7 separate regions of the Homo sapiens genome follow, and regions 2, 3, 4, 5, 6 and 7 are each linked to region 1. A link is a loop called in an ENCODE intact Hi-C map of the cell type or tissue named here. Cell type or tissue: dorsolateral prefrontal cortex. All regions are shown on one strand.

Region 1 (4,000 bases):
CTGCATGGCCCGGCGCGCCGGGCACCGACCGGCGGCGCTCCCGGGACTCTCTGGGGCGCAGATTCCTTGTTAGATGCGAATGGGGGTCCGGTATGCACCTCGAGGCTGAGGACAAACAGACACGCGTAAGACTGAGCGTAGGACCCCCAACACCACTAATTGGGGCACTCTCCCTCTCTGCTCGCGTCATCCCCACCCCGACCCCAGCCCGGAGACTGTGGATGGATGAGTGCCCAGCTCCGGCCCAGGAATCAACTTGCCCCGCGATGGCACTGACGCCGCTGGAGCCACCAGTGTGCCCACTCTCTCTTCGAGCCTGAGGCCAAGGGAGGGGAGGTAGGGAAAGGGTCCCCAAGACAGGATTCCATGGTACAGGCCGGGCGAAGGACCCTTTAAAGGGGAATGCGGAGACTGCCGGCGGCTTTGGCTCCGCGACGGGGCCCCCGAATGATGCTGCAGAATCCGCCACGGCCGCTGGGTGCCGGTGGCGCGGGCAGGTGGCGCGGCACGTCCCACCTGGGGAGTAGCCGAGGCCGCCCCAGGGGGAGACAGTGAGGGCCGAGGCGACCGAGGGCACTATCTGCGCTGCTCACCCGGGCTCCGGCGCCTCACGCCCGCCGGCGGCGCCTGGGTCCAGGCTCCTGCTACCGCCGGGGACTGAGCGCGTAGAGCGCGAGCGAAGCAGCCAGCGAGGCTCCTGCTCCAACCCAATTCCGGGAGCCGCCGCCGCCGCCTCTGCTACTGCTGGCGAAGTGACGTGAGGGCTGACGCAGAGCAGGGGCAGAAACTCCAGAAAATTAGTCTGAAATCCAAAAACACACACACGCTCATACACACACAAACCCATAACACCCTCCAGACAAAAGCACCAGGGAGGGGAGGGGAATCTGGGGGCGAGCAGGGAGGAGGGAGGCATCGGTGCCACTGGCCAGAAGCAGACAGCAGCAGCATGTGGGAGTTCACACACGCGCGCACACACGCACACATCCTGGCCGTGTAGACATGCACGCGCGTGCGTGTGTGTGTCTGTGTGTGTGTGTGCATTTACATCCAGGTACCTCTAAGATGAACCGTTCCTCCGTTCGACGCCTCCCGGTCCCTAATTCACACCACAGTCTCTTCTACAATCGCGGTAGAGGCTGTCTCCCTTTTTGAAATGGAAACCGTGCTTGGTTCAGCTCTGAAAAATGCGCTGATTCTTATTATAGGAATCCTCCCTCCCTTCTCCCTCCCCGCGTTCTCCTTTCCCACCCTGCCTAAAAGGGAGGGCAAGCTATCCTAAAAATAAATAAATGTTGTAAACACCAAAACGTGTTCTGCATTGGTAACCAAGGATCACCGCCCCCATTCCGGGCCACCTATTTGGGGATCGGTGGTTTTGGAGGGGCTTCCTGTTGGTGCTTTTGCAGAGGGAAGGGAGTCTCCAAACACAATTCTAGCTCTCTAAGTGGGTCTTTTTCCTGCCGTTTTCTGCCATCACACGCCCGGGAAATAGAGACATGTGAGGGGAAGGGAGCGCGCCTGATGCGTATTCTAAATGCTCGGTGGCCACCCTGGCCTGTCCGATGTGTGGCGCCGCGTCATTTTCTCTCATCCTTTAACCTGACGGGATGTAGCCATTCCCAGATCGTGGATTCACTCCCCGCGATGCCCACCCCCACGTAGGGCATCCCAAGCCCTTGCTCCCCTGCCGTACCTTGCGCGTGTTCATGTGTGCTAGGGTGTGCGCGAACGCGTGCCCTGCGCCCGCGCTGCCCGGAGCACGATATGCATCCAGCTACGAAGAAGCCAGGCGCGGGCAGAGCCTCGGGGTCTCACTAGGGACAAATTAGGCGATCCGGGAGGGTCGGGTGACAAACCGTAACTATTCTGCGGGTGCAGTTAAATGATGGCTGCGGGGCATTTGCAAGCCTTGTCTGAGAATCCGTCTTCCCTTTTGCGGCTCGGAATCTGTTTTTCCGCAGTCATTTAAAAGAGAACGGGGAAAATACACCGCAGTGCCTGACACTTCCGAGGGCTCTGGTGCCCCCGCGCGGGGAGAGAGCGCCCGGCACGCTCCGGAGCACCAGCCCATGGCCCGGGTCGCGGCGGGCACAGCGCTGGGGGCGCGCTCTGGCGCCAGATGCGCAACCAGCGGCGCCCGACGCCTGCGCGTCCCTGCCCGGCCGGTGCGCGGCTCTCCTGGCCTCGCCGAGCTCCTGCCCGGGGGAAAAAGGCGGGCAATCCTTCTCTCTCGAGAGAGCAATGGGTTGGAGTCTCGTTCAAAATATAGTAATAGTCACTGATCTACCCGCAGAGTTTGGGGATGGGAAGGATCAAGAAACCGAACGTTAGAGTGAATGCTCGGATCTAGGCCAAGCGTTAAATATTACGAAGGGAACGTAAAACATCTATTGGGGCTTTTTTGTACAGATCCTGGGCGCTGAGTGTAACCGCGGGAATTCTTGGACAGCACCCAAAAATCTTGCTGCAGGTCCCGAAAGCAAGGCCAGCAGGTCTATCTCACCACTGTCACTCGGCTGTAACACACATCGAGTGGTGAACGGCCAGGCTGAAGTTTACTCCTGAGCTGCGCCTCTATTCTCTACTAGGTGAGGACGCGCCAAGGAAGAGACGCCAAGGGCAAAAATGACCTGGTCTCAGACGCACGTAAAACTCCGCCTGTCTTGTCAGTGAACCTTAAGCGGAGAAGCCCCTGAGGAACACTTGGGGAAGGAAGGAGTGTGTGCGTAATCACCCACATTTCTCTCACACTCCCATACTCTGAGCCCATTTTTCTAAGAAACGGCCCATTTTCGCCCTAGTGGCTGCAGCATGTCAATGCGGTATGGAGAATAGGCAGTCTTACGGTGGTTTGTACACCAGAAGAGTCTAATTATGTTGGAATATTTGTAGAGTTTCTATTAGAGTAAATATATGCTACTATTATAGTTGGATTCTAAATATATTCCACTATCTCCCACTTAAAATTAGGATTTGCGGTCCTACTTCTAATCACCCTACTTCTGCTCTACTATTTCAACCATAGCAGTTTGTCCTTTGGACAGATAATTTACTTATTATATATATTTTTAAAATTTCTCCCAGAAGAATGTACACTCCATGAAGGCAGGGATTTTTATCTATTTTATTCATTGATATCTCTCAAGGACATAGTAGGTGTTAAAATATATGTGTATTTTTAATGAATAAATAAAATAAAATAAAGGAGATCTCACTTTCTTAACCTCTAAGTCTGCAAGAACCTGGATAATTCCCCCAGACACGCTCCTTCTCACCTTCACAATTTCAAATCTTCCTTGCGTTCTGAGTGCTCCTAGCACTGCTTAAAACCTTGCCTTACTTTCTGTCTCATTTAGTAGCCAGATAGGCTTCAGTACTGGGCCAGAGAGGGCCTCCCACTTATTCATGCTAGTAACTGAACACCTCCATGGACAGTGTCTAGAACACACTGGTGATCAGTAGCTATTTCTTAACTGATAGAATTGTGGATCTACCTCGATTTTAAGACCTATAAGATATGTCCCAGAGATCACTTCAAGGATTCTCAGATCACACCTTTGTAAGAGATGATGAACATTTTTCAGATGAACAATATAGAGATGACTTTTTTCTAGATCCCTTGAATGCAGGCATAGAAATTAAGTGCTGCAGGTTCCTACCTGCACTGAACCATGATGTACCTAGAGCAATGTTTCTCAAACTCTTTTGACCATGATCCACAATAAGAAATGCCTTTTATATCACAACCCAATGAACACATACATAAAGGCATATACTAACTAAAAAAGAAGTGTCATAATACAAAACTTACTTACCCTTAGTACATAAACTAATATATCCTTTTCTCTTCTACACCATTTCATTTCTGAATGCATGTAATAACTCAATACATTGATTTTAACATCCAATACTGAGTTGTAAAAAAATAAGCAAGAATACTGCCAACTTCTGATTAAAATGGAGTAATAGGGAACGGATTTGTTCTCTCAATCATATG
Region 2 (4,000 bases), 370 kb before region 1:
TTTTTGAAATCCTTAAGCCTCTTAGCCCAGGCTTATTTTAGTCCCTGAATCAGTCCCAGGAGCAAACAGGAGTTCATGTGCTCACGGGTGGCTGTAGGGTCCACCACAGACCTTGTCCTGCAATTTGGAGCCAGGGTGAGAATTGCTGTTCTCCTTTTCCAGTAGAGTTTTAGTCCTAGCTTATGTCTTCATCACCCAAACTGTTCATGCTTGAATTCCATTGAGAAGCAAGATGGTCAGCACCTACCAGGAGTCTCCTCAGAAGGACTAGAAGGGAAAAGGCTGGCAAGGCTTTATGGGCCATGAGTCCCACAGAGGAGGCTGTTGGAAATAACATCATCTTGTAAACTTTTTGGCCCAAGGAAGAGCAAACCAGGGCACAGACAGGCAGAAGAGAAAACAGAAGATTTCCTTGTTTATTGAAGAAACAGCCTATTACTTGGCTGAAATAAAATTTGGAAGATTATTTTAGAGTCAGATCTTCTTATCTCAGACATCATTTCTTACACCCAACATCTGAGAGATGGTTGTTAACTTAGGGTAGGTTTAGTGCCCTCTCCTGTTTGTTCCAATCAGTGCTCCTGCAACAAAGCACTCAGTCCTCCCTCCTGATCCTTGGCACTCCGCCCTTTCTCAAGAGCAGCATTTCAGTCCTTTTGTTTCCATTTGCTCTCCCTTACCCTCCAGCCTGAGCCAGAAGGCTTGAGCCTCTCAAGGGTTCCCAAAGTTGAGGGGCCCCTGGGTCAGCAATAACAGATGTGAGTCTTGGATTTAGAGCAGATGCAGCTGTCCTCAAGTCTCTTGCCCTTTAGTTTTCTTTTATTGATAATGGAAATCCCACATTTCTCTCTGATCCTCTATTTCTCTTTCCCCAAATATCCATCCCTCCGCTATAAACTACAGAAAGGACTGCCTTTGCACTCAACAGCCATCTCCCCTGGGATTCTGAGTACTTCCAGTGAGGGGAGTTAGCTATCATGCTAGCTCTCACCTCCCTCCCTCATTTAATCAATTCTTACTCTAGTTTGTCAAACATTCCTCTTGTCAGTGACACATTTGCTGTGGGAGGTGGGCATGGGGAGTAGAGCTGGAGATTAGGGAGGCAGTGGGACAACAGGTGTGGAGTTATGCTACAGCCAGGGAGTCTTTTTAGGCTAAAAAGCAAACTAAGATGTCCAGTGACTGTAATCTTCTTGATTTTTTTTAGAGGGCAGAGTTCACAAATAGGAGAAAAAAAAAACCAACAAAGAGTGCTTGAGTGTCTACATCTGGGCTGAATACGTGTAAAGGCGAGAGAAGGCAGGGTGGAGGAAGGAGGGGACAGTCCGGACAAATCCCTAATAAACTGCCGGAGGAGGACCTAGAGGGGGCTCTGTATTTTTAGGGGTGACGGACCACTTCCTGAACACTTCCGGCCTGTGAAGGCTTGAGATGTTAATTATAGGACCTGTGGATGTCAGCAGAGATCTTTTAAAAGAGTAACTTAAGTGCCTAAAATCCCCCCAAGAATACACAGCCAGCCCGTTTTAGAAATGGCCGTCAAAGACAACAAAAGTGAAATGCGCAAATGCCTTCTACGCAGGGTGGTGCTGGGCAACCAGCTCGCGCTGCAGCCTCCCCCACGCTGTTGCTAGGAGATCACAGGGCTATACTTCCATCATCTCCATACTTGCTGGGAGATTGAGTAATTGGTGTCTGGATGTGCGTGTGCTGCTTCCCAAAATACCTCTTTAAAAAGACGTGAGAGGGATGCGGAGCCAGTAGGTAGGATGATGGAGGGCGGACTGTGTCCCAAGAGGGCAGCGGGCTCCAAAAGCCAAGGCTGAGGCTGAGGAGGGGGTGGGGACCCACATGGGGGATAGAGTGGGGAGCTGCTGACAGCTTTCCCAGATTCCTTTTCATCCTCTGCTTGTTCTTTGGGACTGATCTCTTAAGTGAAATCTAGAAATTGCTGGGGACAACTACAATTTGGGGAGCAATGTAGTTTGGTTTTTCATCCTTACTGTTGAGACACAACAAGGCTAAGAGAAAGCCTTTAATTTTATTTTGTAGGTACTGAAATGTTAATGCACAGCTTTATGGTGCTTGGTTATAGGTGTCGAACTCTGTCTTGTGGGAGAGGGGTAGATGAGAAAATAGGGCATGCCTGTGGACACGCACACACACAAAGGCCCCAGTGATGAAAAAGGCTGCTTCAGCTGCAGGGAGCCAGTGAAATCGACAATTGGAGCCCACAGCTGTAAGGGCTCTGGAAGTTAGGAAACCTGGGGGTGAGACTCAGCCCTGCCTCAGACGATTACATCACTTTTCATGAGCCTTCTCTGCCTCAGCTTCCTCATGTGTAACCTGACATGTTTGAGCTAGTACATCTCCACGGTGCGCTCCACATCTCCTGCGTTCTAGGAGTCTGAAGTCTAGTTCCACCTTCTCCTCAGAGCCAAGGGACAATGACATATCACTTCTTTGTGGAGGCGTTCGATTCTCTCATTTCATTAACAGGAAAAATTCAATTGACTGCCGCGTTTTACACTTTTTCAAATATCTACTCAAATGCCTATTGCTGGAAGTCTAGAAAAGGAGATTGGGAAATGGAATAACTGACTTTTAAATTATATTATTTTCCTTTTTGTCGCACTTGTCCTACAATACTTAACATGCTCAAAAATCTGATTTTTGATAGCATCACTTTTTTTCTTTTTAACCAAGGGAGGAGGGTGGAAGGGGGCAGGGCGTTCAGGATATATTGATGCTGTATTCTGATATCACAAATGAGAACTAAGAATTGAGAGTGTTTTCCTTAAAGTCTCTGGCCAAATGGCTGAGTGTCCTGGAATTCTATCAAGGATTAAGAAATTCACCTTAGTTCCAACACTAACTCACAGGACAAGGACCAGATACTTATTTGTAAAAAGCGGAAGCTGGGGGTTGGGGGTGGGGTGGGGCGGGGAGTGGTGGTTGCTCTAGTCCTCATAGGAAGGTTAGGAAAGAAAATACCATAATATATGTAAATGCACCCTGGAATGTAGAAAGAGTGCACAGAATGTACTGCATTCTTTTCACTGTGTGCCTGAGAAATTTATTCATTTATTCAGAAAGTATTTTTTGAGATGTTGCTGCCGCCAGTCCTCATTAGGCATTCATTCACATGGCGCATGCACATGGTCAATGTCCCTCATCATCCACATCATCCATCCCGTGCCCACAGTTCTAGGGAAAATGACCTATTGCTGCAGAAAACCGCATTCTCAATGGCTGCATCCTCTGAATACTACACATTCTTCTAGAGTGAACCTTTGCACAGTGTGAAAAATGCACTCAAATCACTCCCACGAGTGTCTGTCTTATTTTGTTGTTGAACACTCCTGGTGACACAAACCTCAGACATTTTACTTCCTGTGTTAATGAATGTCAATGCCTAATCATTGTATAAGCAGATGTTCCTTAGGAAAAAACAAATAAAATTAAGGCTATCTTTAAGTTAACAAACACCACCCTCCCACCCAACCCTTGGCTGAGCAAGCAAATAAGCAATGCCTTTCACCGATTTTTTTTTCTCCCTCATTAGGGATGGCAAAGCTCGCTATCACGTGGATCACCCAGACTCCCTCATTTTACTGGTTCTTCACAGCACCCAGGAAGATTTTAGATGGACCTCAAATACAAAGGCTGTGAGGAGCCCTATTCGTTGTGTTGACACCACTGAGAGATTATTTTTTTCCCAGAGAAGAAAAAGGAGACACACCTGACTTTTAACCTCTTTGATCCCTTAAAAAGTTATTTTCCCAGCTGGGTGCAGTAGCTCCTGCCTGTAATCCCAGCACTTTGGGAGGCCGAGGTGGGTGGATCACCTGAGGTCGGGAGTTCAAGACCAGCCTGGTCAGCATGGTGAAACCCCGTCTCTACTGAAAATACAAAAATTAGCTGGGCATGGTGGTGCATGCCCATAATCCCAGCTACTTGGAAGGCTGAGGCAGGAGAATCACTTGAATCACTTGAGCCC
Region 3 (4,000 bases), 270 kb after region 1:
ATTATGCCCTTCTTATCAGAACTCAGGCCTCTCATAATCCTCACATTGTGGACTTTTGTTAGTTTTACAAAGGCGATTTAGTTTGTAGAAGGGATATTATCATCTCTGCTTTAAGGTTAAACTATAAACTAAATTCTTCCCAAAGTTAGCTTGGCATACGCTCATGAATGACCAAGGACAGCTTGGAGGTCAGAAGTAAGATGGAGTCAACTGTATCAGATTTCTTTTTTTTTTTTTTTTTTTGAGACAGAGTCTCGCTCTTGTTGCCCAGGCTGGAGTGCAATGGCATGATCTCGGCTCACTGCAACATCCGCCTCCCAGGTTCAAGCAATTCTCCTGCCTCAGCCTCCTGAGTAGCTGGGATTACAGGCATGCACCACCACACCCAGCAAATTTTGTATTTTTAGTAGAGATGGGGTTTCTCCATGTTGGTCAGGCTGGTCTCAAACTCCCAACCTCAGGTGATCCGCCCACCTCAGCCTCCCAAAGTGCTGGGATTACAGGCGTGAGCCACCGCGCCTGGACTTAGATTTCTTACCGTCATAATTTTGCAAGAGCAATTTCAATACCAAATGTACAGTAGTCCTGATCCTGTCAAAGGACTCCAGTACTGAGGAAAGGGTGAGCTGAATAATCTCCAAGGCCCCTCTAACTCAGAACCTGTGAGGATCTCAACTTCACTTTTCTGCAGGGCTCTGTGTGTGTTTCAGGCTAAAAAGTTGTGCTATGTTTTAAATGTCCAACCCCTTCAATGGATCTTTGCAAATGCATGTATTGGGAGACATTAGGAGATAACCTCAGAAGCCTAGACCTCAAATCAAATGTCAAAAGACATTTTTGAGCTAATTCTGGAGGAATTTGAGTATGGGTCAGAATTATATGATATTGAGAAGTTATTATTTATTTTCTCTTTTAAAAAACAATTTTAATATTTTTAAAAATATCTTTATTGAGATGGGGTTTTACTATGTTGCCCAGGCTGGTCTTGAACTCCTGGGCTTAAGAAATCCTCCAGCCTCAGCCTCCCAAAATCCTGGGATTGCAGGTATGAGCCACCATGCCCGGCCTGAGAAGTCATTATTAACATGTAATAAAGGCACAGAAGAAATGCCCCATGTAGGCGGAAATGACTAGAAACCTGGATATTTGCCTTTTTCAAGCAAAAATTTCAGCAAAGACAAACACAAAAAATGAAAGTATGATAATTTTTCTATAGCAAAATCTTCTTTTCTCCCCCTTGGCATGTGAATAAGAGCTATGTGGCAAAATCTTGATAATTGTTGAATCTAAGTAGTGGATAAATAAGGATTCATTATACTATTCTCTTTACTTTTGTATATATTTACATTTTTCAATAATAAGAAGAGTTTCGAGTTTACATCTGTGTCCACCCCCCATGGTTATGACATTAGGGTCAAAAGCACCTTCGGAGCCCTCACCCTCACTCCGCATGGGTGGTAAAGGCTGGACTGGAAGGACGGGCCTTACCGGGCACAGCATCTGCTTCCTGGCCCGGGAAGAGCCAGCAACATCTTGAGGAAATAAATGCATACAAAGATCAACAGCTTGAAGGGGTGGATTTCAGGGCCCGTGTGCTTCACAGTGAGTCATCACTTCCACAGTCACAATTTCTCACTTAGAAGGAATCCAAAAAAGCACCCCTAACCATTGGATTCCAAACTTCATTGGGTTCTTCTGGGGTTTATTAAACCCACAGATTCCGGGGCTCCCAACTAGACCCATAGAATAGACTGAGCAGTGGCGGGGCCCCGGAATCTGTGTTAATTTATTTCTCTGGTGATTCTGGGACAGCCCTGAACTGGGGGCCTGGGAGCCTCTGAAGTGGATCAACGTCCCAATCCCACAAAGGAGAACGTGGCCCAGAAGGGCTTTGTAACCGGCCGAAGGTGACATCCCTGCGGCTTCCTCCCTCACTTTTCACAGCCATGCCCTCCCTGAGAGACCCCTCAGAAAGAGTGGGCCCCTGGAAACGCGCCAGCACAGGAAAGAAGACAGCCAAACACTCTCCATGAATGCACGCCCCGTCCTTGGCCTGGGGGACTCGCAGCACCCCTGAGCACCCGTGCCTGGCAGATGCAGCCACGCTCCTTGCCTTCAGGTCCCTCACACGGTGTCAGGCCTAAAGCAGCCCAGCTTCTGCCTCTGATCCGGCCTCTGTGATATTGACCCCTGTCTCCTGCTAAGCAGCTCTTAGATGGGAGATGTTCTAATGGGAAAGAAGACAGGGAGGAGCCAGAGGATATCTGTTACAGCCATTACTTTCCACTCAGGATCCTATTTTGCATCTTCACTCGAGGCCTATAAATTGAACCTTGAGGGCGGGTCCCAGAAATCCGCAGCTAGAAGTTCATAAAACCAGGTCGGGTTGCCTTGGGCCAATTAAAGTGAAACACTGCCACCAAGTGGCCATTCTAGGTCATCACAGGCTGCCAGCTCCTTCCAGAGCACCTGCCTCTCTGCCAGAGACAAACAGCATGACAGAGCAGGTGGGCATGCCCTTCCCTTCTTTTTCTTAAAATTATTTTACTTATATTAATAGAAATACATTCACATGGTATAAAACGCATAAGGTCCAAAGTGGTCCTGGTGGTTGCCTCCAGAGCTAATGTAGATCCAGCTGAATGCCTCGTTAGGGGTCTCCATTAGGTCTTTAACCCTGTTATGCCTGCCATCTCACCAGTATCGTCTGTTGCTCCTTGTCCATAGGGGTTCTGTTCCCAAGTGCCCAGTGCTAACCTGCCTCTTGGAGTTTACTACAAATCTGGGTTGATTCAGCAACACCAAAGACCTGAGGCTAAATAAATTCTGCAACTCCTACCAGCCTTCCTGGTTCTGAACAACCCTGAGTATCCACCCATGGGTAGAGTGATAATCAAATGAGCCTCAGTTATCCTGAGAGCCCAGGTAAGCAAAACTGTTACAATCCTGAAATGGGTGGTCAAGGGAGCTAATAGAATCTCCTTTCAAGATCTTTGCAATTGGATTAAGTTACAAAAGTATGCCATGTATAACAGTGAATCTCTAATGCCACAAAAGACAAAGCAAAATTAATTAATATGGGAGCCTGAGGACTGCCTTGCATTTGAAACTCACTTTCCAATGTACGTTGTTTGTGTTTTGCTATGACTATTTAATTCATTCATATAAGGTGTGTATATTTTACACCTATTTAGGTGAGCCACATGTGCCACACTTGCTACTGCTTTTAACATAATGGTAACTTGGAGATTATTAGACAAAATATTTCCATTAGCTGCTGTTTTGTCAACTGATGGTTTACATAATTAATTGGACCTATAGCAAGTTTTAACTTTTGTCCTTGTTACATAATGGATCATTTTGAAATCAACTAGGAAATTGTCCTTTAGTTTTTAATGATGGGCAAATGAAAGTAATGGCACTCAGCAGTATTTGATTTTAAGGAATCAGTCAAACAATCGTGGTTTAGAATAATTGAAAATGGAAAAGCCAGCATGTGTACAGGGAGGATCGTAGAATGTTAGAGCTGATGTCTAAGAGATGAAACCCTAGCACAACTCCTTTATTTTATAAGATGGGAACCTGAGGCACAGGAAGCTGAAGAGGCTCACCTATGGCCCTTCACTCATGTCTCAAGTCTGCCACATGCTCCCTCCTAGGGGTACTGGCCAAGAGTTCCAGGTCTCTAAGTAACTCAGCAGCTACCTGGCTGTGAAACTCCAAGACATCATCCTACTGTCTCCAAGCCTCAATTTCCTCACCAGCAAAATGAGGAGACTGGACGATACAACATCTGTGATGCACCAATTTCCAAAAGAAACCCTTCCATACTCATAACATTCAACATTAAATATGCATGAATCAATCGATGCACACAGATTTGCAACACTATCTGTTAAACAGAAACTAGCCACAGTCTGTCAACACTGGTTTTCAGCGAGACCCTGTCATCCACCATGGTCTGCACTTTCATCAGTCCAATCGGGCTGCAGCTGTAATG
Region 4 (4,000 bases), 850 kb before region 1:
CTGGCGGGCTGGAGAGCGCGAGCTGGGGCGCCTGTCACTCCTGCGCGCACAGGGCGATCGCGCGGAGTCGGGGGCGGTTTCCTGCACACAGAAAGGGAGTGCTTTTAGGGGCAAAGGAAGCTCGCCGCGGCGTAGGGACGTCTTTCTAATGTCAGCAGAGAGAGGCCGATGCGGGAAGAGTTATCCACAGATGCGGGAAGGGAGAGGACGCGAGAAGGGGAACCGCGTTCTCCTGGCCTTCCGCGGACGGGGATCGGGTACCGACAGGGTTTACCCGCGGGAAGCCGCAACCCAGCACCCCGGGCCTGGCCGCGCAGGCGCTGAACGCGCCTTTGCTGTAGTCCTTTGCTGTAAGACAGTGAGAGAGGAAGGATGAAGTAGGGACAGACGAGAACGCCGGCAGGCACTCCCACTTCCCTACTCAACAGCCTGCCTTCCTTTCTTGCTGACAGAACCATGGTTAATGGGGGTGTGTGTGTGTGCGCGCGCGCGCGTGTGCATGTGTGTGTGCGCACGTGAGTGTGCGTCTGTGCGTGTGTGTGTGTGTCCAGAGGGCTGGTGGGATGCTAACGGGCCCAACTCAAAAGCTCTGTTCCCTAGTCTTCCTTGCAGTGAGTAGCGGCCATATGACACCGTTCCGGCCAAAGAGACCTAAGTAGACCTCACTGGATGAAACTTCTAGAAAGTGTGTAAATGGGTGTAAATTCACTTGACGTGAGCTCTTTGCCCTTTGTCCTTTGCCCATCCCCCTTTAGCAGCTCTGGGGCTGGGCCTAAGCATTTTCATTTTTCCCAAGTTCCCTGACGGATGCTGATGCTGATGCTGATGCTCCCAGGGACCACACCCTGAGCACCACTGCTCCAGGACTTTGGGGCTATGAAAAGCAGTTGTCCAAAGGAATGAGTTGGCAAATCACATGTGAGTGGTTTGAAATTCTTTCTAGTCCACAAAACAACCTAAGGATGTCCAGGAGATGGGACAAGTTTGAAGCATTTGAGTAATGACTGGAAGCACAAAGGGAACCGGACGCCACCACTAATTGTCACCAATGGAGTAAACAACACGTGCCTGTGTTCTTCAGGAATGGCGGGGATGCAACCAGAAAAGAGAGTTCTCCTTGATGGCACGTCCACACGCGGCTCCCACTCATCTCTCTCGGCCAGCCGCCCGCAGCCTGTTCTCCATCACTGTCCAGCCGTTCCCCACCTGCCTCGAGTCTGTGGCGTGGGCCGTGCAAGTGGTTCTCGATCGCAGGCATGTTTTATCCATCATGACTTGGTTGTTACGATACACAGTGTTTATTTTTCTTCATAAAAAGATGCAAGCTGTGCGCCTCCAAATGCTGGCAGCTCAGAATATTCCATTTGTTTGTGAAGAGACAGACTGGATGGCACAATTTCAATCAAACTATGAAATGCAGGCTGGCATGCCTGGAGAGAAAGATCATAACAGTGTGTACTCTTCTTTCTGAGAAGCCGCGGACTGCACACGTGGTTAACTCATCAGCCCCTGGAAGGCGTCCTGGTGGATGTGTTCCATCAGCCATGGCAAAGCAGGAAGGGGACTCTGTCAAAGCTGTCTGTCCTCTCCCTGGGGACAGGCGGGGCCACATGACACATGCTGTGCCACATTGATTCACTCTGGGTGGAAGGGGTTGTGTCCTTTGAATTCCCAAATGGAAATGGCTAGAGTTTTTTTTTTTCTAATTACAAAAGTAATAAATGGTCATTTACATTTTTTCCAGGAATAAAAAGACTAAAGACTAAACAACACACCAAACAAAAAAGAACTCCACGAGGACTATAATTTCTTCTTGATTTTTATCCATCTGCCTGTCTATAACTGACCTGCCTTTTGCAACCATAGGCTTCTCTCCAAGTACACATATAGAGATCTATACCTTAATTTTTATGGCTGAATGTTATTCCACCGTGTAGCTATATCAGCCCCCTATTGAGAGATGGTTGGTTACGGGTTGTTTTTTTCTTTTAAAAACTATACTATGTTGAATATCCTTATGCATCTCACTCCCTTTGTTTTCCTAATTGTTTTGGGTAAACTTCTAGCGGTGGAATTGCTGGAGAAATGCATTTGATCAACATTCCTGAACTGCCCTCCCCAAAGTCTGCGTGAATGACACCCACCCCCGTCGCTTATGAGGCTGATCCCAGCTTCACACCTGCATTATCAACGCAGGGCACAAATCTTTGTCACTTTCTGGAGTGATTTTCTCTTAGATTTCTGAATGATTAGCATACCTTGACATGGTAAACCTTTATATAATAAAGTTTTTAATTTTTCTTATTAACATGAATTGTAGCTATATGAAATATTTTATTGGTTGTCTGCTTTCTTATTTCAGCTTTCCATTATGACAATGATTAAACGTTGAAGAAAGTTGAAATAGTAGTACAATAAACATCCATATACCCTCCATCTAGATCAATTATTTACATTTTGCTATATATAATTCAGCTTTTTTTTTTTTTTGAGACAGAGTCTTGCTCTGTCACCAGGCTGGAGTGCAGTGGCGCGATCTTGGCTCACTGCAAGCTCCACCTCCCGGGGTTCACGCCATTCTCCTGCCTCAGCCTCCCGAGTAGCTGGGACTACAGGCGCCCGCCACCATGCTGGGCTAATTTTTTTGTATTTTTAGTAGAGACAGGGTTTCACCATGTTAGCCAGGATGGTTTCAATCTCCTGACCTCGTGATCCACCCGCCTTGGCCTCCCAAAGTGCTGGGATTACAGGCTTGAGCCACTGCACCCGGCCTAATTTAGCTATTCTTTCTATGCATTTAAATTTTCAGAACTCTCACAACACTTTGATTGCACCTAAGAGAATTTATCAACAATTGTATAATGTCATCTAATGTCTAGTGCATAGTCAGACTGACCCAGTATATGTAGAGTAGTATTTCCGCAGAACAGCTACTACAGAAGATGTGGAGATTCTATTCAGGGGTCTCCATCTTGGTTTATGCAACAGAACCATCTGGGACTATATTTTTAACAAGTGCTGGGGATTGAAATCAAAATTCTTCAAGGAAACCAATAAAGAAAAAGTTTTCTGGTGGGAAGGTCATAGATCCCAGGCCTTAGTGGAGGTGGGGATTGGGATTTGGGGACTAGAGGATCAGTTTAATGGCAAAACTGGGCCAATGCAGAGGCCATATTGCTTCAGGGACTGACCATGTGGGGAAAGATGGATGAGGAGAGACTTTTGCCACGAGCATTTGTATCATGGGACCCAGGGACAAGGCATGCATCCCAGAAGAGAGGGAGAGTGAAGACCCTAGCCCTCCCTCTGATGCCCACTGTTTCCTAGGGTCAGAGGAGAGGAGCGGCATGGCGGGAGGGTGAGAGTTAGATGGCCTCTCCTGGGACTGAGAAGCTTGTCATCCTGGCTCAGCCCAGCCTTTGCTGTATGTAGGATCCTACAGAAAGCAGAGAGGTGGGAGTCAGGGAGGGGGTAGAATTTTTTTAATGGGAAATTTTTCTGCAAGTTGGCAAACTTATCCAGCGAAAGGCTACTAAGGGGCCCCTGGTACACAAGCAGTAGCAGGGCAGAAAGAAGACGGGATTGGTGATTTCCAGCACGTTGTCGTTGCCACAATTTGTCCAGCACAAGGAAAGTGAGTAGTGAGCTAACAGCATTTCAGGAGATGCAATTTGGGTGTTGGGGGCTGGAGAGAGTGTGGTGATGGTGTATAAGTCCCACAGCCTCCCGATGAAGCCATCTCCTGAGTCCAGGATTGTTATGAATTTCCCGTGACCAGGGCCTGGCACGCTGATCTACTCCCTGCGCCCTGTCGCCGATGTTTCCAGGGCTTAGTCTTGTTTCTGATGCCTTGTGGAAAAAACAATGGCAGTTTAGTCTGAAGTTACCCAAATCATTCGTTGCCAGGAGAGTTCACTTCATTTAGAACTTGGAACCACCATGGTTTTCAATAGGACGCTTAATGAACTGGGCCCTACGAAATAGGCAAACTTCCTGGCCT
Region 5 (4,000 bases), 590 kb before region 1:
GACATTATAGCTCAGCTACATGGCTGGTAGGAGAAAAGAGTTTTGCTGCTGCCTACAGATTAAAATAACCCATAGAAAATCACACAAAATAATTGTAATCAGCAGATAGTAATTGGCTATGTCCATGAGACTTGGCCGTAGTCTAGCTGGTTTACCTGGGTATGTAGCATGCAGTAGTGAAAAAAGCAGTAGGACTGGGATGAGAAACCTGAATTGAAGTGCGAACTCTGGCACTTATTAACTGGGTTTACCTTGAGGAACTTACTTGACCTGTCTGGTTCCTGGTTATTTACCTCCTTAACAACATTGTCAGGGGTCCTGCAGGATTTTTCTGAAGGAAAATGTTGCCCTTCAAAATAAGACCCTTAAAGAAAAGATGCGTCTCTCAGATTTCATCCTATAAATTATCCATAAGGTAGATTTCCTACTATGCTTTTCAATCCTAAATTGGCTTCTGCTGCTATTGGGACATTTCCAAGCAAACTCCCCCTGCCAAACAGCCAGTATGTTTATGGGAATAAATAGCTGAATTCTCATGCTCTCACTCTTCAAGGAGAAAAAGCACACCTTCCAAGCCATATGCGGAGAAAATCTCCAGTGGCCTCTCTTATCTTATCCTGATGTTAAACATTCCTGGTCCTACATAAATCCATTAAAGGTCTCCTCCTGCCAACATATATCATCACAGCCTGCAGCAATATTGAGGATAATAATAACAAGTGGTAAGTGTGACATGGCCTTTGACATTCCAGCAACCTCAGATTCTTGATTTTATATGGAGTTGCTGGATTCCCTTAGCCCCATTTTTAAAGATTGTATGCAAGGCATGAGCTGCTGGATTAATGAGATGGATGTCTGTTTCACAATGAGGTTAGGAAGTAACCTAAATTTTGATAAAAGTGAGCAATGTTGTTAGCAAACGTGCTTATAAGAAAAGTCTCAGACAGGCATAGTGGCTCACACCTGTTAACCCCAGCACTTTAAGAAGCTGAGGTGGGTGGATCACTTGAGCTCTGGAGTTCGAGGCTAGCCTGGGCAACATGGTGAAACCCTATCTTTAAAAAATATATATATATATATGTAAAAATTAGCCAGGCACGGTGGTGTATGCCTGTGGTCCTAGCTAGTCTGGTGGCTGAGGTGGGAGGATTGCATTGAGCCCAGGAAATCTAGGCTGCAGTGAGCCATGATTGTATCACTGCACACCAGCTGGGAGTGACAGAGAAAAACCCTGTCTCAAAAAAAAAAAAAAAAAAGAAAGGAAAGAAAGAAAGAAAGAAAGAAAGAAAGAAAGAAAGAAAAAACTTTGTAAACTTTCACTTACAGAAAAATATGACGATTCTTGGTGTAGATGTCTTTTGTTTAGAAATCTGTGATTATTTTCTTAAATTGTCAAATTAAAAAGAAATGGCATAAGAATCGTATTAAACTCAGGAAATGGTAGTATTTGGTTATATTTTCCTTTCTACTTTTCCCATCATGCATTTCCATATCAGTAGGCATTAAAAGACAGTGACCACATTTTTGCAGATTTCCTCTTAGAACAGCGGCTGCACCGTGTGAACTAGCAGAGTAAAGAAGGGACTAATGCGTTGAACTTCAGCCGTATGCCAAGTTCTGTGGTGTCAGACTTGATTTCCTCATCTGTAAAATGTATCAGGATAATAATAATGCATGCATTTTTCAGTCATTGGGAGCGTTGATGAGAAAAATATAGATGAGTCTAGTAAGGCAAGATTGTCTTTGAGGCAGGTTCTCACTTCTTGAAACATCTCGGTATTCTGAGTAGATCAATGTCCCTGAAGTCCTGGGGTCAAAGTTTTCTATTAAGGAAGAACTACGTAATCATGCTTAGTAACTGGTAGATGACTCATAACTTCTGAAAGTGAATTGTCCTAAGATGTATGTTTGGTTGAGATGGAAGTTTAAGAATCGATCCTTAAAGATGATGGTTCCAGAAGTGAGACACCGGCAGGGGCAGATTCTTTTGGGGCATGGGTGGCAATGGAGAGGGTGGGCAGAGTCAGCTTCTTCCGACAGCACACCACGATCTTCCCCATCCCTGGAGGATGGCAGTGGCTGAGAGGTGTTGTGCGTTTCCAGCTTCGTCATAGAGCCAGCTGGGGTACGCACGTTCCCTTGAAGATGCTTCATGGCTTGTCCATGAGAGGGCACTGGTGCTCTAGCTTGCCCTTGCCAGAGTCTGTCTGAAGATAGATCAGGAGTGCTTGGCCACTTGTACCACAGCTGTGGCTATGTGCATTGGAAATTATATAGAGGGAAACTCAGGGGCTCTGTCCTTTTGCCCAGCTTAGTATATCTGTGGTCTTCAGACTCTGGCTGCCAACTGATAAACCTACTGCCCATATGTGGAAGAGCAAGTGCCAGGTGTAATGGGTATTTATACAATTAGTGCAACAAGTCTGTAATTCAGTATTATACTTGAAAGAGGCACCAGGACCCCACTGCCCCACCCCCCGCTCCTGCAGAAGCCCTCCAAAGGAAGGAAAAGGGACTCTCGGCGGCTGGCAAGATGGCAGAATAACAGCTCTGGTCTGCAGTTCCCAGCAAGATCATCACAGAACGTGAGTGATTTCTGCATTTTCAACTGAGGTACCCAGCTCATCTCATTGGGACTGCTTAGACAGTGGGTGCAGCCCACACATGGCAAACAGAAGCAGGGTGGGGCATTGCCTCGCCCAGGAAGTGCAAAGGGTCAGGGAACTCCCTCCAATACTCAAGGGAAGCCATAGCGGACTGTGGCATGAGGAACGGTGCATTCTGGCACAGATACTATGCTTTTCCCAAGGTCTTCGCAAACCACAGGCCAGCAGATTCCTCAGGTGCCTACACCACCAGGGCCCTGGGTTTCAAGCACAAAACTGGGTGGCTATTTGGGCAGACTCTGAGCTAGCTGCAGGAGTTTTCTTTTTCATACCCCAGTGGTGCCTGGAAAACCAGTGAGACAGAACCATTCACTCCCATGGAATGGGGGCTGAAGCCAGGGAGCCAAGTGGTCTAGCTCGGTGGATTCCAACCCCATGGAGTCCAGAAAGCTAAGATCCACTGGCTTGAAATTCTTGCTGCCAACACAGCAGTCTGAAGTTGACCTGAGGCACTGGAGCTTGGTGGGGGGAGGGGCATTCACCATTACTGAGGCTTGAGTAGGCCGATTTCCCCTCACAGTGTGAACAAAGCTGCCAGGAAGTTCGAACTGGGCAGAGCCCAGTGCAGCTCGGCAAAGCCACTGTAGCCAGACTGCCTCTCTAGATTCCTCCTCTCTAGGCAGAGCATCTCTGAAAGAAAGGCAGCAGCCCCAATTAGGGGCTTATGGATAAAACTCCTGTCTCCCTGGGACAGAGCACCTGGGGGAAGGGGCAGCTGTGGGTGCAGCTTCAGCAGACTTAAACATTCCTGTGTGTCAGTTCTGAAGACAGCAGTGGATCTCCCAGCACAGCACTCAAGCTCTGCTAAGGGACAGGCTGCCTCTTCAAGTGGGTCCCTGACCCCTGTGCCTCCTGACTGGGAGACATCTCCCAACAGGGGTCGACAGATACCTCGTACAGGAGAGCTCTAGCTGACATCTGGCGGGTCCCCCTCTGGACGAAGCTTCCAGAGGGGTGAACGGGCAGCAATCTTTGCTATTCTGCAGCCTCTGCTGTTGATATTCAGGCAAACAGGGTCTGGAGTGGACCTCCAGCAAACTCCAGCAGACCTGCAGCAGAAGGACCTGACTGTTAGGAGGAAAACTAACAAACAGAAAGGAATAGCGTCAACATCAACAAAAAGGACGTCCACACAAAAATCCCACCCAAAGGTCACCAACACCAAAGACCGAAGGTAGATAAACCACGAAGATGAGGAAAAACCAGCACAACAAGGCTGAAAATTCCAAAAACCAGAACGTCTCTTCTCCAAAGGATCACAACTTCTCGCCAGCAAGGGAACAAAACTGGACAGATAATGAGTTTGACGAATTGACAGAAGTAGGCTTCAGAAG
Region 6 (4,000 bases), 480 kb before region 1:
AAGGTGTCCGGAGCCTGGGGAGAATGTTTCTTTATTCTGAAAATTGGCTTTGAACTTTAGGCCTGCTTATTGAACTGTAGGCCCACTTATGGAAACCCTCCAGGCCATTTAAGAGCCCCCCAGGGGATGAGAGCTCCAGTGTTTGCAGGTTGAGCTCTGTACAATTTGAGACCACCATTCTGAGAGCAGTAGTTCAAGACAATGGTCTTTCTTTAACTCATTTTTTTCTATTGTTCATAGCAGATAACTCAGTTGTCAACAGTGTGTTAATCAAATCGTTTTAGAGTGAACATTTTATTTTATTTTATTTTTGAGACAGTCTTGCTCTGTTGCCCAGGCTGAAGTGCAGTGGCATGATCTCAGCTCACTGCAACCTCTGCCTCCCAGGTTCAAATGAGAGGCTCATGCCTTAGCCTCCCGAGTAGCTGGGATTACAGGCACCTGCCACCAGGCTAATTTTTTTGTATTTTTAGTAGAGATGGGGTTTCACCACGTTGGCCAAACTGGTCTCAAACTCCTGGCCTCGGAGTGATCCACCAGCCTCGGCCTCCCAAAGTGCTCGGATTACAGGTGTGAGCCACTGTGTCCGGCATAGAATGAACACTTTAAAAACAGACACATTGTGTGGCATGTCCCTTAATGTATATTCTGGTGCACATGAAAGCCTACAAACAAAGCTATGCCTTCAGTCCCATTCCTTCCTTTGCTCTAGAAATGCAACATGCTGGGGTGGCTTAAAAGGAAGGTCTTGCTGTGCTTTATTGATCACCTTGGTCTTTCCTGCTAGTAGGCAGCTGGTGATCCTGGAAACACATCTTACATTTATGGAAAACAGGAGGACTGAGAAGGGCCTTTGGAAACTGCAGGAATGAGGCACTCTGAGAGCTCCATGTATCCAAAATACTGCTCTCGTAGGTGGGAATTAGGTTGAAAATTTGGAGGAAAGAGACTGGGAATGAACAAAATGACTCCTTCTCGGCAGGGACCACGTCACTCCTTCTTGGGAAGCTGGAGACTCACTCCCAACCTTTCCTCAGCCCCAGCCTGCTCCAGCACAGGTGGTCTTGTGATGGCCAAGGGCTTGGTAAGAACTACCTTTGCTCAACTGAATGCTTATTTACACCAAACCTGTACACAAAGAGCTCACCCTGAGAACTCACATAGCTCTTGCCATCACTCAAAAAGGCATCAGAAAGAAGGCAAGCCTGAGTGTGTCGGTCCATGCGCAATGGAGACTTCAGAAAAACAGCCACTTTGGAGACCACATGGCCGGCCAAATGCAGGGAATTCAGAGACCAAATGTGCTGTTGCTTTTCCCAAACAGGAACTGGCCATGCAACTTCATGCCTGTGGTTTCTGTCAAGTCCTTTCTTCCGAAGATTGTATTTTCTTGGTGCTTTTCGTTGGAGAGAGCTGGACTTGAGACATGGTTGATTGTTAATCAACACCACAGTCCATGTCACTATTTACTTAAAATGAGACTTTCATCCTTTACATACTGAGCAGCCACATGAAATGAAACACCCTTGTGCAGACAAGGCTCAGGGATTTGTGTAACTTGGGCTGTCTGCATCTCTTTTTCCTGATGAAGCGGCCTCACTTCTGGTTTTCTGCCTATAGCTGAGTTTGGGAAAAGCACACGCCAGCTTTCCCCTGAAAGAATAGGCGGCTGAAACTCCTCATTGCTTTGCTTTCTTTCTCTCCCTTTGCTGAGTTGTTCCTTATTCCATGGCAGAGGAAGAACCAGTTTGGGTGGAAATAAACTTAAAATGCAGTCTTTGACTCTATCCCTTACATTTGCAATTTCATTCCCCCTGAATTTTCTGGATGTGCCACACTCCGTATTGTGCAATGCTATCTTTGATGTTTGCTGATTTTCGTGTGCAGACAGTCTTAAACATGTCGTGGTTGTATTCGTTAAGGTCACCAACCAGCTTTTTGTTTGGACCCAGAATGAGTTCCCTTCCCATTGAAACAATGTTGTGCTTGGAAGCTGGATTACAAGACAAGTTCACCAAGGCCTGATGTCCCCTGTGATGGTGACAGTTTTGAACACAGTAGTGGAGAGAGAATGGGTATCAATATTCTGAGTTCCAACTTGCTATGGCAGGAATGTGAGGTTTTGCAAACAGATGGAAATGCCTCTATCAGGATGTGAGAGAAAGATGTGTTTGGGCTGGAGGAGGGATGAAATAATTGGGAAGCTGAGGGGTGGGGCTGACAGACATTTGATCCAAGTTATTTCCCTCCATTTTTTCTTTACCTTAGCTGAATGCTGAAGAGAGGTAAATGTGAAATGGATTGAGTCACCTATGCTCTTCCAGACAGACAGATGGCAGTATAGGTCACTTTTTCCTCCACCAATTTGTTTTTCTCCCTATGGCTCTCTATTACCTTCATAGGCCAATGCTTCCAACAAGAAAGTTTGCATCTCTGCAGTTAGTTTTACACAGTATGGCTTTCAAGGGAAGTGTTACGAAGTGAGTGTTCCTCCCAGATGATGCCAATTCTCATCATCAAGATGGCTGCAGCCTGCAACAATCTCCAGTGGGGTCAGCCACTTTGGAGGACAGGTGGGACACTAGCAAGGTAGAGATGTCATTGGTCAGCAGGGAAACCATACATAAAATAATTTCTTCTTTCAATGAGCATTCTTTCCCCCACTTGCCCCGCTGCTGGCTTCCTGGAGTGGCAGTCAAAGCCTTGGCACCAGCTCACTGGGCCCTGGAACTGCGCATTGCTCAAGACTTTGGAATGGCTTGGCATCCTGTCAACATGCACATCTGGGTGTGCAGCTGGATTCAGAAATTTCCAGTGGACTCTGGCACTTGGCACAGTTTTAGCCCTTTTCACATTGACTCGGGCTTGGGAGGGGTCACAGTATATCTTTTCTCAGTGAGTGCTTTTCAATCCATCAACAACTGTACCCAAGGAGGGAGAAGGAGCCTCTACTCACTCAGGCATAGAAAGTGAGGTCATGATTAAGTTCAATGAATAAGCACAGCACAGAAAATCCAGATGTCTGTCAGCCATGGGATGACATCTTCTATCCACGAGCTACAGAAACTGAGAGAAGAGTGTTTGCAAGTCCCTCTGGTTGCAGAAGCAAGGTGAGCAGATGAAGCCATTCCTACCCTCTCCTCCTGTCTTCCAACTTCCTTAGTGTGTCTGACTCCTGAGCAATAGCAACAAGCATTTGTTTAATATTTATTAGATGCCAGGAACTGTGTATACACCAGCTCATTTAACCTTTACAACAATCCTATGATGTATTACTTACTCAATTTTTAAGCAAAGGAAACCTAGCTCAGATATTTTAATTACCTTGGCCATGGAGACACAGCTAGGAAGTGGCCAAGTAAAATTCAGGGTCAGTTCTATCTTACTTCAAAGTGCACAGACTTCATGGATATGTCATGCCACTTCCCAAACCTGTTTAGCTCTATTTTCCAAGGGTTTTGATAGGAGTTAAAGCAGTAGCCATAGCATCTAAGTGCCTGGATTATCTAGGATACAGTGTGACTGCATTAGGATCCAAGAGTAGCTTACACAAATTAAAAGTTTATTTTTTCTGAATCTGAGCCAAAACAGTTCAAGACTAACGTAGCAGCTCCACATTGTTAAGTAGGCACTACAGTTCTCTTCTCATCCATGTGGTCCAATGTTGCTCTTTATGACATCTGTTTCCAGTGGGAGAGACAAAGAAAAACAGGGCAAGACAGGGCACACCCCTAAAATGGCAGACACAACTTCCACTCACATCCAATTGACCAACACTTAGTCATAGGGCCACGCATAGCAATAAGGGTAGCTTGAAAATTAGCCTTTACTCTGAACATTCATGTGAATGTCTGAAGTCTAGTACCAAAGAAGCATAGAAGGCAAGAATGGATATTGGGACACAACTCTTGGTCTTTGCCACATGCCTTGATGGCCAATTTGACTTTCAGAATGTAAAGAAGTGTTATACTTCAAGTCCAAAGGCAGCTGGGACATCCTG
Region 7 (4,000 bases), 940 kb before region 1:
GACCAATATATATAGAGAGAGATTTCTTATTATTTCATATTTGGCTGGGCATGGTGGCTTATGCCTGTAATCCCAGCACTTTGGGAGGCTGAGGTGGGTAGATCACAAGGTCAGGAGTTCGAGACCAGCCTGACCAACATGGTGAAACCCCATCTCTACTAAAAATACAAAAAATTAACCAGGCTTGGTGGCACACACCTGTAATCCCAGCTGCTCAGGAGGCTGAGGCAGGGGAATAGCTTGAACTCGGGAGGTGGAGGTTGCAGTGAGCTGAGACTGTGCTATTGCACTCCAGCCTGGGTGACATAGTGAGACTCTGTCCCCCAAAAATATATTGTTTCATATTTAATATTATACATCTATTCAACTTTCTATATCCTTGTTTATTTTTTGTCTTCTCTATCTACCTAAGACTTAAAAATACTTAATAGTCTTTCAATTATGTTGTGTTTCTGTCAAGCCTTCATTTAAAAACTTTTTTTTTCTATTTTAATACAATGTTACTTGGCACACAGAATTTTGTAAGTTTTCCATTTTCCTTTTGCATATCTCTTTAATAGTATAAAATTATCACATTTATCTCATTCAGCATCTTTTGCCTTGAATTCTGTTTTTATATTGGTTTGAATTTGCTTGATGTATGTTTGCTTTTTTTTTCATAAATAAGAGGTTGGATTTTGTTGTTTGATCATTTGTCTTTTAATAGAGGAGTTTAACCTGTTTAAAATTCTTACAATTGATGTGTTTGGGTTTTTATGCTTTCTATTTTTGTACTTCTTTATTGTTTTCTTTATTTTTTATTTAGTGTGACACTTATTTTAGCTGTGGAATCCAAAATGTAAAATGCAAAAAAAAAAAAAAAAAAAGAAAAGCCCCTAAACCACAAGATACAGATCACGAGGCATATTCTGCATTGGATTTTTCAGTCTTGCTCCATCTGCCTTAAGTTTAATAGAGATTCCTTCCAGATTCTGATGATAAGTTGTCTATTGTGAGTTTTCTTCTTATTTCCATGTATTTGTAAGTATTTAACTAGGAAGTTAGTAGAAGCTATGGGAGCTGTTTAGGTAGATGTAATATTTTATTAAACTTATCTTTAGATTTGTTAGGTCAGTACAACATAAAGCAAATCTTGGTTTGTCTTAACATTAACAGAATTAAAAGAAAGGGACCAATATTTTGGTAAACTAGAATTTAACATTGTAAGCAATTATAACTAGCAATAATTCATTTTAAGGGTGGGGGCTGATGACCAAAGAAAGTATGTGCAGTGGAAACTTCTTCATCTGGAGGTATTTATTTAATTGTCAGACATGATTGAAATGAGGAAGTAGTATCAGTTAGGAGAGTAGCTTATTGTCTGTAATTTTTTTTTTGATTGGGGCGTGCCGGTTGGGGTACTATTTAAGTGTTGGATTCTAGAAAATGTGCCCAATAGAGGTCTTGTTCTTTGGCAGTGTCCCCAAAAAGGAACAGGCTGGCAGTTGCTTCTCTTTCAAGTTGTCCTTTTCTTTGAGCTTTTTAAAAGTGATTCTATTGAATACTTAGTGGTTTTCACAAGTGAATGATCTTAAAATTAAGCAGTTTAAAAATATTTATGTTTCACACTGTATTTTCAATTGTAAAGAGAATACTGCCTTTGAAATACTGAATTTGAGAATGTGTGTCACTAAATAGTGCTGTGTCTGTTTCAATCCATCACCCCCTCTTACCCCCCCATTACTTGGAAGGGATTTGCTGAAATTACCACCAGATGGCAGTCTTGCATTTTAGTGACTTGGAGCTTCAGTACCAAGCTTCTCTTTCACTTTCTCTCCATCTTTGTTTCTCTCAGATTTCTGAGGATTTTCAACTGCCTTCTTACATAAATTGAACATGTTTGGAACCAGGCAATAAAGTACAATTTTGGAGTCTAGTCTGTAGCATTCTCACCGCTTTGCCCACGTTAGTTAATTCAAGTCTCCTCTGCCTCCCTAGAATGGATTAGTCCCCCTGACAAATGTTCCTCATACATTTTTGCCTTTTGGGGTGCTCTTTACAGTTTAATATTATTTAGGTGTGTGGCTTTCCTACATTTCCTTCTTCTCTTTGTAATTAGTGTTATACATTGAGGTACTTTGAGACTATCTAAATATCTTGTTCCTTCTCAAGCTTTTAATGTATTATCAGTATAGACTGGGTTTCCTATTTGACTCAATGAGTTATAATTTGTTGCTATCATTATTTATTTTGATATTCAAATTGTCCAGGATTTGGCCAGTGGGATACCATTAATGCTGGTGTGTGTGCCCTTTTGAGATATCCCTGTCATTCCTTATGGGTGCCCTTGCTTTTTGGCACAAGGCCCATCTTGCTTTTCTCTACCCCTGAATGAAATCTGCCATTTCTTCAAAGAGTGCCATTTTACTTTAGTAGTGAATGATGTTTAAAAACCAAGATCTGGCCGGGCGCGGTGGCTCACGTCTGTAATCCCAGCACTTTGGGAGGCCAAGGCAGGCGGATCACCAGGTCAGGAGTTTGAGACTAGCCTGGTCAACATGGTGAAACCCCGTCTCTACTAAAAATACAAAAATGAGCCTGGCACCTGCATGTAATCCCAGCTACCTGGGAGGCTGAGGCAGGAGAATCGCTTGAACCTGGGAGGTGGAGGTTGCAGTGAGCCAAGATCATGCCATTGCACTCCAGCCTGGGCAACAAGAGCGAAACTCCATCTCAAAAAAAAAAAAAAAAAGATCTGTACACTTGGTATACACATTGCTATTGGGTTATTACTGTTTACAAACTATCTCAATGAACAATTAGGGAGTATATTTAATACATACATAATATTTACACAGTAATTCACATTTGTAGTGGTTTCCATATTTGTAGGTACATATTTATGTATGTGTGTATATAATCACACAAACACACATACACTCCATGAGATTATACTTATACCTTAACTTTCGAGCAAATAACACAGGCTTTATTCTTGTTTTCTTTCCATATTTACAACTTTCTTCTCCAACAGAGATAATTTTGGGCCCCACTGTCCGTAATATATTAACTTGTTTGATCAATTCCAGTTTATGTAATAATCTCCCTGTTGTCTATTTGGACAGATGCCTTCCTCCACCCTATTGAGGGTCTGATATCCCAAATTATTCTTCCTTCCATCCTCCTGCGTGGGTTCCCTCCCTGTTTGTTTTTTTCATTTTGTTTGTAATTTCTAGTTTTAGTACACTGTGACCAGAGTTTGTAATATTTCTGTTTTGTGAAATTTGGTGTTGTTTTCCCTGTGATGTAATATATTATCAGTTTTTGTGAATGTATTGTGCTATTGAGAAGATATATTACTTATATCATCTTATATTATATCTTAATATATTATCATCAAATTCCAAGCAAAGAAGATATCTTTGCTTAAAATTTGCTGATAATATATTGTCATATATATTATCAATTTTTATGAATGTATCATGTGCTGTTGAGAAGAAGATAATAAAGAATATATCTTCTTCACATAAGAAGATATATTTTTCATCTGTATCAGGATGAGACATTTGACATTTAGATGTAAAAATTGCCACATTGATTATGTCATTTGGTTCTCTATATTTTGTTTTCTTGTTCAATTGTTCTATCTTATTCTGAGAGTGGTGTTTTGAAGACTATATCAATAGTATGTCCCTGTCGATTTCTGCTTATATCTTCTGTAGTTTCTGCCTTATGTAGGAGGTTGATCTTATCAGATGCATTGATATTAAGTATTATTATATTTTCATTATGAATTGTGACTTTGTCATTATAAAATTCCTCCTTTTTCTCATTAAATATTTTTTATTCTAAAATCTACTTTAAAGATTTCAACCCCAATTCTGTTGTTCCATCCTCTATATCTTTGCTCATTTTACTATTTATAAACAATTTAAAGTTTGTTATATTCTGTCTTCTAGTAATGCTGAAGGCCTGGGTCATGTGTGGTTTTATATGTGCTACTTATTGAATTTATTTATTT

The links. A loop is a pair of places that touch in the nucleus more often than their neighbours do. Peaks named below come from ENCODE experiments on the same cell type or tissue, not always from the same donor. Only the 100,000 strongest peaks of a DNase experiment are listed, where the experiment ranks them.
Region 2: a loop joins it to region 1, with 11 times the contacts of the local background. A loop is called at or near these places in 5 of 110 quality-filtered maps.
Region 3: it touches region 1 in a loop (3-fold over the local background); 19 of 110 quality-filtered maps call a loop at or near these places.
Region 4: a loop joins it to region 1, with 6 times the contacts of the local background. A loop is called at or near these places in 2 of 110 quality-filtered maps.
Region 5: a loop joins it to region 1, with 9 times the contacts of the local background. A loop is called at or near these places in 15 of 110 quality-filtered maps.
Region 6: it touches region 1 in a loop (3-fold over the local background); 9 of 110 quality-filtered maps call a loop at or near these places.
Region 7: it touches region 1 in a loop (11-fold over the local background); 9 of 110 quality-filtered maps call a loop at or near these places.

What each region holds. Positions count from the first base shown.
Region 1 is chr9:84,666,482-84,670,481 of GRCh38, reverse strand. NTRK2 (neurotrophic receptor tyrosine kinase 2) reads right to left here and starts at 753. Exons shown (of 19, transcript NM_006180.6): 1 at 594-753; 2 at 1-105. RefSeq lists a silencer at 2,009-2,228. In dorsolateral prefrontal cortex, CTCF peaks have their summits at 507 and 2,026; DNase peaks (open chromatin) are centred at 861, 911, 1,491, 2,031 and 1 weaker place; H3K4me3 peaks cover 2,916 bases; H3K27ac peaks cover 2,855 bases.
Region 2 is chr9:85,038,597-85,042,596 of GRCh38, reverse strand. No RefSeq gene overlaps it. Among named protein-coding and RNA genes, the nearest start is that of NTRK2, 370 kb to the right of the region's middle. In dorsolateral prefrontal cortex, CTCF peaks have their summits at 579 (motif pointing left) and 1,535; DNase peaks (open chromatin) are centred at 636, 1,606, 2,336 and 3,166; H3K4me3 peaks cover 2,839 bases; H3K27ac peaks cover 4,000 bases.
Region 3 is chr9:84,395,676-84,399,675 of GRCh38, reverse strand. No RefSeq gene overlaps it. Among named protein-coding and RNA genes, the nearest start is that of SLC28A3, 57 kb to the right of the region's middle. In dorsolateral prefrontal cortex, CTCF peaks have their summits at 2,220 and 2,424 (motif pointing left); DNase peaks (open chromatin) are centred at 1,928 and 2,435.
Region 4 is chr9:85,519,024-85,523,023 of GRCh38, reverse strand. No RefSeq gene overlaps it. Among named protein-coding and RNA genes, the nearest start is that of AGTPBP1, 220 kb to the left of the region's middle. In dorsolateral prefrontal cortex, no CTCF peak of the experiment used is centred here; DNase peaks (open chromatin) are centred at 303, 1,223 and 1,513; H3K4me3 peaks cover 1,656 bases; H3K27ac peaks cover 3,861 bases.
Region 5 is chr9:85,257,131-85,261,130 of GRCh38, reverse strand. No RefSeq gene overlaps it. Among named protein-coding and RNA genes, the nearest start is that of AGTPBP1, 480 kb to the left of the region's middle. RefSeq lists enhancers at 2,317-3,117, 2,329-3,528, 3,118-3,919. In dorsolateral prefrontal cortex, a CTCF peak has its summit at 2,170 (motif pointing right); a DNase peak (open chromatin) is centred at 2,170; H3K4me3 peaks cover 437 bases.
Region 6 is chr9:85,141,555-85,145,554 of GRCh38, reverse strand. LOC107987088 (a long non-coding RNA gene) reads left to right here and starts at 2,920. Exons shown (of 4, transcript XR_001746809.1): 1 at 2,920-3,110. In dorsolateral prefrontal cortex, a CTCF peak has its summit at 2,334; a DNase peak (open chromatin) is centred at 2,734; H3K27ac peaks cover 584 bases.
Region 7 is chr9:85,608,022-85,612,021 of GRCh38, reverse strand. The region is part of intron 17 of AGTPBP1 (ATP/GTP binding carboxypeptidase 1); the gene reads left to right. Among named protein-coding and RNA genes, the nearest start is that of AGTPBP1, 130 kb to the left of the region's middle. In dorsolateral prefrontal cortex, CTCF peaks have their summits at 1,549 and 1,754 (motif pointing right); a DNase peak (open chromatin) is centred at 1,740; H3K4me3 peaks cover 482 bases; H3K27ac peaks cover 3,602 bases.